Regions from separate parts of the Homo sapiens genome. Here region 2 is linked to region 1. A link is an interaction called in ENCODE POLR2A ChIA-PET data of the cell type or tissue named here. Cell type or tissue: GM12878. All regions are shown on one strand.

Region 1 (4,000 bases):
CCTCTTCAGCCAGCTGGAGTTAGCTAACACTTGCATCAGAAAGGGTCCTGACATCAGAAGTAAAGGTCTAAAACATGGGGGTGTTGCTCCTTCTGGAAGAGACAGGGAGGTTAAGGTTACCAGACATGGAGGATGACCCCAAAAGAAAAGGGGAGCCCAAAAGAGAAGCCAGTTGAATGTCTAAAAATAAACTTTACCTGCTTCACAAGTTTGGCTCGAGTTTCCTTTTAATGATTAACTAGATGAGATGGTCAAACTCCTTCTTTATTTAAAATACACAAACATAAATAAGAATATCAGTCTTCAGTTAATTCACCTATTCTGGTTACATCTGCCTCAGGTTTCTATTTTTTTTATTAATACATAAATTGCTTTTCTATTTTAGGCTGTGTTTAAAAAGAGAGAGAGAGAGAAACCTGGTAATCCTCTAAGAAATGTCTTACGTAGTTTTTCTTTAGGGCCTAAATTATTACTCTACTTTCCATATTGATCCAGCCTTTTGTTTTATTGTTTTGTTTATAGTAGATTTGGTAATATATTAACAGTACCTATAAATATGATCTAGTGGAATTATGTATTAAAATATTTTAATATCTTCTTAGCATTTGCGATCTTGAAACTGAAACTTGATAGCTGAAGAAAAAGTTCCATTAAGATGAAAAATCAATCCCTTAGTGGAATTAAATCCACAATGCTTATATAAAACATTGCTTCTGTCTTATTTACATAAACTTTATACTTCTCTCTCTCATCAGTGGCAGGGGAATATGGAGTGGGATGTCATTAGTTGGATTCAATAGACATTTATTTACTTATTAGGAGCTTGAAATAGACTTGAGACTCTACCTCCTAGTAGACACATGTCTTTAGCAAGTTACTTAACTTTTCTGAATGTTAGTTTCCTTATCTGAAAAGTAAGGTTAATAATATTATCTGCCTCAGGAGGTTCTTATACAGATTAAAAAAGATATTCTCTGTAAAGCATTTAGCATGGTCTCTGACATTTAATTAATGCATGGTAAAGTAACTTATTATTACGCTTTCAGAAAGTGAGATAGCCCTGTAGGCACACCCCAAGCAGAAAGTACACGCCCATACACAATACACTAACTTCCTTCAAACGAAGCCCCTTTTCTCCTTACATCATGGATTGTGAAGGGAGCACCTGTCCAATAAAAGAAAGATTCTGTAAAAGAAATCCAGGCACTGGCTGGAAATTTTCACTATATGATTTATCAGGCCTCTCCCAGCTTTGAGGTCCTATAATTCTATAAACCACACAAGTTTACATATCACTGTGGGATTTGATCCTTATGAAACCCAAGAGAACCATAGGTTTTCCACATCCAGCTGAGCATGCTCAAATAAAGACAGACATTTAAAAGCATAGACATTGATCACGTGCTCTTTAACCAGCAAAATACTACAGCCAAAAGAAACAGAAGCACAGAGAAATAAAATGATTTGTTTGAAGTCTCATTGATTTGCCAAGAAACCAGACTGAATGTGCAAGCTTTCCTAATTCCTAGTTGGGTTCTCCACACACTAAACATAGTGATATATAATCTTCAGTTGTCAATATTTACCTTTTATGAGTTTATTGCTTGTCATGTGTTAACTCATAAAGCCATTTATTTACTTATATCAGTGCCATCAAAAACCCTTTAATTTCACAATCACAGTTTGTGTAACGTAGCAGACAAAGCACTGGGCTGGGACAAGGGACTGGGTTTTGGTTTTGGCTTTGTCCCCCTTTCTTCCTGCCCTCAACTGCATGATTTGGGCAAGTTACTTTTCCCCTTTTGGACTGTTTGCCTTTTTCTGCTTAAGTATCTGGACTTTCCCTTCCCTTCTTTCTCAACCCACACAGAAGTAATTATGTTTCTTTCATTATCTCTAACTGCAAAGTTTTTACTAGACAGCCCATATTTACTGGTCATCTGCTGAATGCCTCTGTGCAGTGAGCTGGAGATAGAGGTAAATAAGGTATGGCCCCTGCCCTCAGGGCTTTCCCAGTTAAGAGGGCACAGGGTGTGAAGGGGCACAGGTCAGAAGGTGAAGGCAGGGGTCAGGGAAGGCTCCTGGAGGAGGCAGAATGAGACTTAAAGGGTAAACAGTTGGTGCTGGGTGGCAGGCAGGTAGACATAAGCTCCAGTGATGACACAGATTATGCTGAAAGGAAGAATAGTGTTAACAGAACTGGCTTGGACGAGGGCAGAACTAGAAAGAATCCAGACTCTGACACTCCAAGTTGTGTGACCTTGACCTAGTTACCTCTGTTTCCTCATCTACTAAGTAGGCATAATGATCGGGTTTCCTCTTAAGGCTGTTGTCACAATTCAATGAGATTACATTTGCTAATTTTAGTGCAGTATTTGGCATTACTATAGGTCAAATATCCCTAATCCCAAATTCTGAAATCGGAAATGCTCCAAAATCCAAAGCTTTTTGAGTGCTATCATGATGCTCAAAGGAAATGCTCATTGGAACATTTCAGATTTTGGATTTTTGGATTAGGGATGCTCTACCTGTATGTATTCTGCAAATATTTCAAAATCTGAAAATATCTGAAATCCAAAACCCTTCCTGTCGGAAGCATTTTGGATAAGGGATATTCAATCTATATTACTACCAATTTATTTTCACCAACAACATGCTGTTATACCTGTTCTCTTGTCCCCTCTTTCTCTTCCAAGGACACGGGCATATTCATACCCTGCTATCAAATATATTTTGTTTATAAATATTTTCAGTAACACACTGAAATACTTATTTGAAGCACTATGATAAAAGAAATGTGGCATTCCATGCAATACTTTGGGGAGTATCGGGGAACCTGCCCCGATAGTCACATAGGTTCTTTTCTATTTTCCCTAAGCGTCAGCCAGTTTGAGAAATAAAGGGACAGAGTTCAAAAGAGAGAAATTTTAAAGCTGGGCGTCTGGGGGAGACATCACATGTTGGTAGGTTCCGTGATGCCCCACAAGCCGCAAAACCAGCAAGTTTTTATTAGGGACTTTCAAAAGGGGAGGGAATGTACGAATAGGTGTGGGTCACAGAGATCACGCGCTTCACAAGGTAATAGAATATCACAAGGCAAATGGAGGCAGGGCGAAATCACAGGACCACAGGACGGGGGCGAAATTAAAATTGCTAACAAAGTTTTGGGCACCATTGTCTTTGATAACATCTTATCAGGAGACAGGGTTTGAGAGCAACTGGTCTGACCAAAATATATTAGGCAGGAATTTCCTCTTCCTAATAAGCCTGGGAGCGCTATGGGAGACTGGGGTTTATTTCATCCCTACAGTTTCAACCATAGAAGACAGCCACACCCAAGGGGGCCATTTCAGAGACCCACCCTCAGGGGCATATTCTCTTTCTCAGGGATGTTCCTTGCTGAGAAAAAGAATTCAGCAATATTTCTCCCATTTGCTTTTGAAAGAAGAGAAATATGGCTCTGTTCCCCCTGGCTCACCGGCGGTCAGAGTTTAAGGTTATCTCTCTTATTACCTGAACAATTGCTGTTATCCTGTTCTTTTTTCAAGGTGCCCAGATTTCATATTGTTCAAACACACATGCTCTACAATTTGTGCAGTTAACACAATTATCACAGGGTCCTGAGGCAACATACATCCTCCTCAGTTTAGGAGATGACAGGATTAAGAGATTAAAGTAAAGACAGGTATAGGAAATCACAAGGGTATTGATTGGGGAAGTGATAAGTGTCCATGAAATCTTCACAATTTGTGTTTAGAGATTGCAGTGAAGACAGGCATAGGAAATTATAGAAGTATTAATTTGGGGAACTAATAAATGTCCATGAAATCTTCACAATCCACGTTCTTCTGCCATGGCTTCAGCTGGTCCCTCCGTTTGGGGTCCCTGACTTCCCGCAACAGGGGAGATCATAGACATGCTATTAATTATAATGGTTTTCCCTAGAACACTAGTTTTCAACTGGGTGATTTTGGCCCTAGGGGATATTTGGAAATTCCTG
Region 2 (4,000 bases), 94 kb after region 1:
GAGTAGATGCAATTTTGCTGTCATGAATTTCTTTTGTTGCTCTATAACCTCTACTTGTTCACTCAAGTAGGTTTATTAAGCTCCTCCTATCAAACAACATAGCATAGTGACTTGGGAACTAAATTCCTGGGTTTAAACCCCCAATTCTGCCATTTACAAGTTGCATAATCTTGGGCAAGTTTCTTTTAATCTCTCTGTACCTCAATTTCCTTATCTGTAAAATAGAAATAATAAGAATACCTGTCTCACAGGGCCACTGTGGAGATTAAGTAAATTAATTATCTGTATCTATATCTACATCTAGCTTTAAACAGTGGTGGGTCCATTGTAAGAGTTTAAAAAATTTTAGCTGTTATTATTACTTCCAGCTGTAATTGCTGCTAAAAGTAGTAGTCCTATAAAATTTTGGTAAGGACAGGGCTCTTCTGATAAGTTCATCAGTTCTTCAGGGTTAAGAAGATACTTAACAATTTTGAGGTTATTAATTTTCTTGGGTATGACAAATAGCTCCAACTTGGTAAACTGATGTCCAGAACTGGTTTGGGGGGTAAAGACTCCAAGCTATGTCTAATAGTAAAGAAAATAAATACCATTATGTACCTGCTAAATAAGCTGTTCTTTCCAAATGGAAAACATTGCAGTCATTTCAGTTTGCTACTGAGTTCAGCCAATGCCATTGGAGCAGCACAAATGGAACATAATATAAAAGTATACACACAATGTACTGTTCTAAATTCAAAGAGTGCATTTCTCTTACACAGCTATTCCCCGAAATTTTCAGAGAGATGATGCATAGAATGAGGTGGTTATTAAGCTGAAAATGAACAACAGTAAAACAGAGGAGGAATTGCAAGCACTGATAGAGTTGAAGGGAAACCATTAAATATTATAGATAACAGGAATGGAGGGGGATTGTAAGAAATCTCATTAGCCCTGTTACTTTTTGGGAAGACTAAGGCTACTATAGTTTGAAATTAATGGACAAAAATCTTTAAAGAAGCTAAAAAGAAAAAAAGATGTCCACAGATGGAAAACTTACTTGTTTGTGCAATAGCCTATTGTTTAGTAATGCTCCTAAGAAAGTGACTTTTGTGCAACCTAAATTCCTAACACTGCTAAGTCTGCCTAAATGATGCTGCTGCCACTGTAGGAAAAAAAAAATACATAACTAGTATTCTTGAGAAATGGTTGGTCCTGTTGTTACTGTTTTTGTTGTTCTACTTAGTTTAACAAAATATATTTCAAGCTTTCTGTTTATATACATTTTTGCAGAGGGGGCTTGTGCAAGGCTTAGAAGTACAGTAGAATGGAAATATTTTAATCTTCCTTAAATAATTCACAGGACACTACAGGGCCTTGGGGCTCATTAGAAAGATGATTATGACTGGGCAGGCAGATGTAGAAAGCTGAGAAGACCTGGCTTAATCTTTGTTCATACTATACATATCTTGGAAGTAATACTTTTTATGGGGTGTGGGGTGAAAAGGCAGTCAATGTCAGAGCCTTTTCTGAAGAGAGTGAAAACTGAAACAAAACAAAATAATGCAGTTCCAGAAAATTAGAAGATTGTGACACTAGTTCTAGTTCATATAATTTTTAATACTTTTATTGAGATATGTCACATACCATGAGATTACCCATTTAACATATACAATTCAATGGAAGGTTTTCATTATATTTATAGGGTGGTGCGACCATCACTACAGTCAATTTTAGAACATTTTCATCATCCCCAGAAGAAACCCTATACCCATTAGCAGCCACTCTGTATTCCTGTTACCCACTTCATGCTCCAACCTCAGGCAACCACTAATCTACTTTCTATCTCTATGGGTTTGCCTATTTAGTACAGTTCACATAAATGGAATCATACAAAATGTGATCTTTTGTGACTGGCGTTTTTCACTTAGGATGATATTTTCAAGTTTCACTGATATTGTAGGATGTGTCAGTACCTCATTTCCTTTATTGATAAGATTCCTTTATATAAATATCGCACATTTTGTTTATCTTTTCATCAGTTGATGACATTTAGGTGGTTTCTACTTTTTAGATCTTATGAATTATGCTGCTAGGAATATTCATGCATAAGTTTTGTGTGGGCAGATGTGTTTCTCTTAGGTCAATACCTAGCTGTGGAATTGCTGGGTCATATGGTAACTCTATGATTACCATTCTGAGCAACTGCCAAACTGTTCTCCAAAGTGGCTGCACCATATACTATTCCCACCAGCAATATATGAGGGTTCTAATCTCCACATCCTCGTCCAACATTTGCTATTATTTGGCTTTTTTATTATAGCTTCCCTAATGGGTATGAAGTGATACCTCATTGTTGTTTTCATTTTCATGTTCCCAACGACCAAGGATGTTGAGCGTCTTTTCATGCACTTATTGGCCATTTATGTATCTTCTGTGGAGAAATGTCTACTAAAATTCTTTGCCAAGTTTTGAATTGTGCTATTTTTAATTGTTGAGTTATAAAAGCTCTTTATGTATTCTAGATACAAGTTCTTTGTCAGATATACATGATTTGCAAGTATTTTTCCATTTTGAGGGTTTTAAAATATCAATTTCTTGTTAGTGCCCCTTGAGGCATAACCATTTTCAACTTTGATGATGTTCAATTTGTTTCTTTATTTTTAAATTGTTGTGCTTTTGGTGCCATATGTAAGAAACCATTGCTTAAGCCAATGTTACAAAGATATACACCTATGTTTTCTTGTAAGAGTTTCAGAGTTTTAGGTCTTAAGTTTAGGTCTATGATATATTTTTGAGTTAATTTTGTGTATGCTGTAAGAAAGGGTCAACTTCACTGTTTTGCATGTAGATATCCAGTTTTTCTAGCATCATTTGTCGAAAAGACTATCTTACTCCGTTAGCTCATATAATTTAAAAAGCCATAGGGAAATATTTAAAAATTCAGCTATTAAACACATATCTGTGTGATACCAAACATTGATTTTGTGGATTTTTCTTCCTTACCAATACATTGTTTGACTTTGGACCAAACAGCTTTCATGTATTTGTCCATGTGTTTCATTAATTTATCAGTGGTATGTTGAATGCCTATTAGGCAACACTGGGCACACAGTGAAAAATTCGATAGTGGGTGCATTGAACCTGAGGCCAGTTCCTTCCTCCATAGAGAAGGGATGGGAACAGTAGATGATTCTTGCATCTTCTGTCTCTCTTCCTCTCCAATACTCCAGTCTTAATATGCAAGGGCCGTCAACATGCTATTTTCCCCTATCTTCAATGCTTTTCTTATTTGTTCTCTCCTGATGAACTCCTACTCACTTCAGTTCTCAACTAACCTTTCACTTTCTCAGGGAAGATTTCTTGTTCCCCCAGGTCAGTTCCTCCTTGACTTCAGCTGTGTAGGACTTACATGATGGTAATGAATGAATTAATTGGTAATTGTTGGCTTGATGTCTATCTCCACTGTTGGTGCGATGGCTTCTCCAGGATGGGTACTTTGTCTATCTTTCCCTGCTCCCTATTGCATATTGCTTGAGAGAGTAGGCGCCAGAGTCAACAGGCTGATCTGGTGAGACTCCTAGCTGTACTTAGCCACTCTGAATCTCTGTTTCCTCATCTATAAAATGGGGATAATAATGGTACCTCCCTCACAGGGCTCTGTAAGTATTGAAGAATAATAGTATGTGAAGTGCCCAGGATGGTGTTTGGCACATGGAAGCTGGTTAAAATCTATCAAATGAGTGAATGGTGCAATTTGCCATGTCCAATGGATGCATGTGGCCAATGTACACTTCCCATGGAGGCTGGAGGAGAAGGTTGAATGACTGAATGGGCACAATGAATCCCTAATAACATACTGGAATCTCAGGCAACCCCCCAGCATCCTGGATGGAGGTCAAACATCCTGAGAAGGGGGAGATGATGTCTTTCTGAGCCATTGTCTCCAAAACCACTAAAAACAATTATTAGCCAAACTACTTTTCCACAGAATACCAAGTAACAAGTTTGGCTGATTTAA

The links. Peaks named below come from ENCODE experiments on the same cell type or tissue, not always from the same donor. Only the 100,000 strongest peaks of a DNase experiment are listed, where the experiment ranks them.
Region 2: POLR2A ChIA-PET joins it to region 1 with 6 read pairs; 8 of 35 experiments call an interaction of 5 or more read pairs at or near these places.

The regions. Positions count from the first base shown.
Region 1 is chr5:143,416,601-143,420,600 of GRCh38, forward strand. It overlaps a transcript of NR3C1 not described here. Among named protein-coding and RNA genes, the nearest start is that of NR3C1, 15 kb to the left of the region's middle. In GM12878, no CTCF peak of the experiment used is centred here; a DNase peak (open chromatin) is centred at 1,871; H3K4me3 peaks cover 607 bases; H3K27ac peaks cover 1,407 bases.
Region 2 is chr5:143,510,835-143,514,834 of GRCh38, forward strand. No RefSeq gene overlaps it. Among named protein-coding and RNA genes, the nearest start is that of NR3C1, 110 kb to the left of the region's middle. In GM12878, no CTCF peak of the experiment used is centred here; no DNase peak of the experiment used is centred here.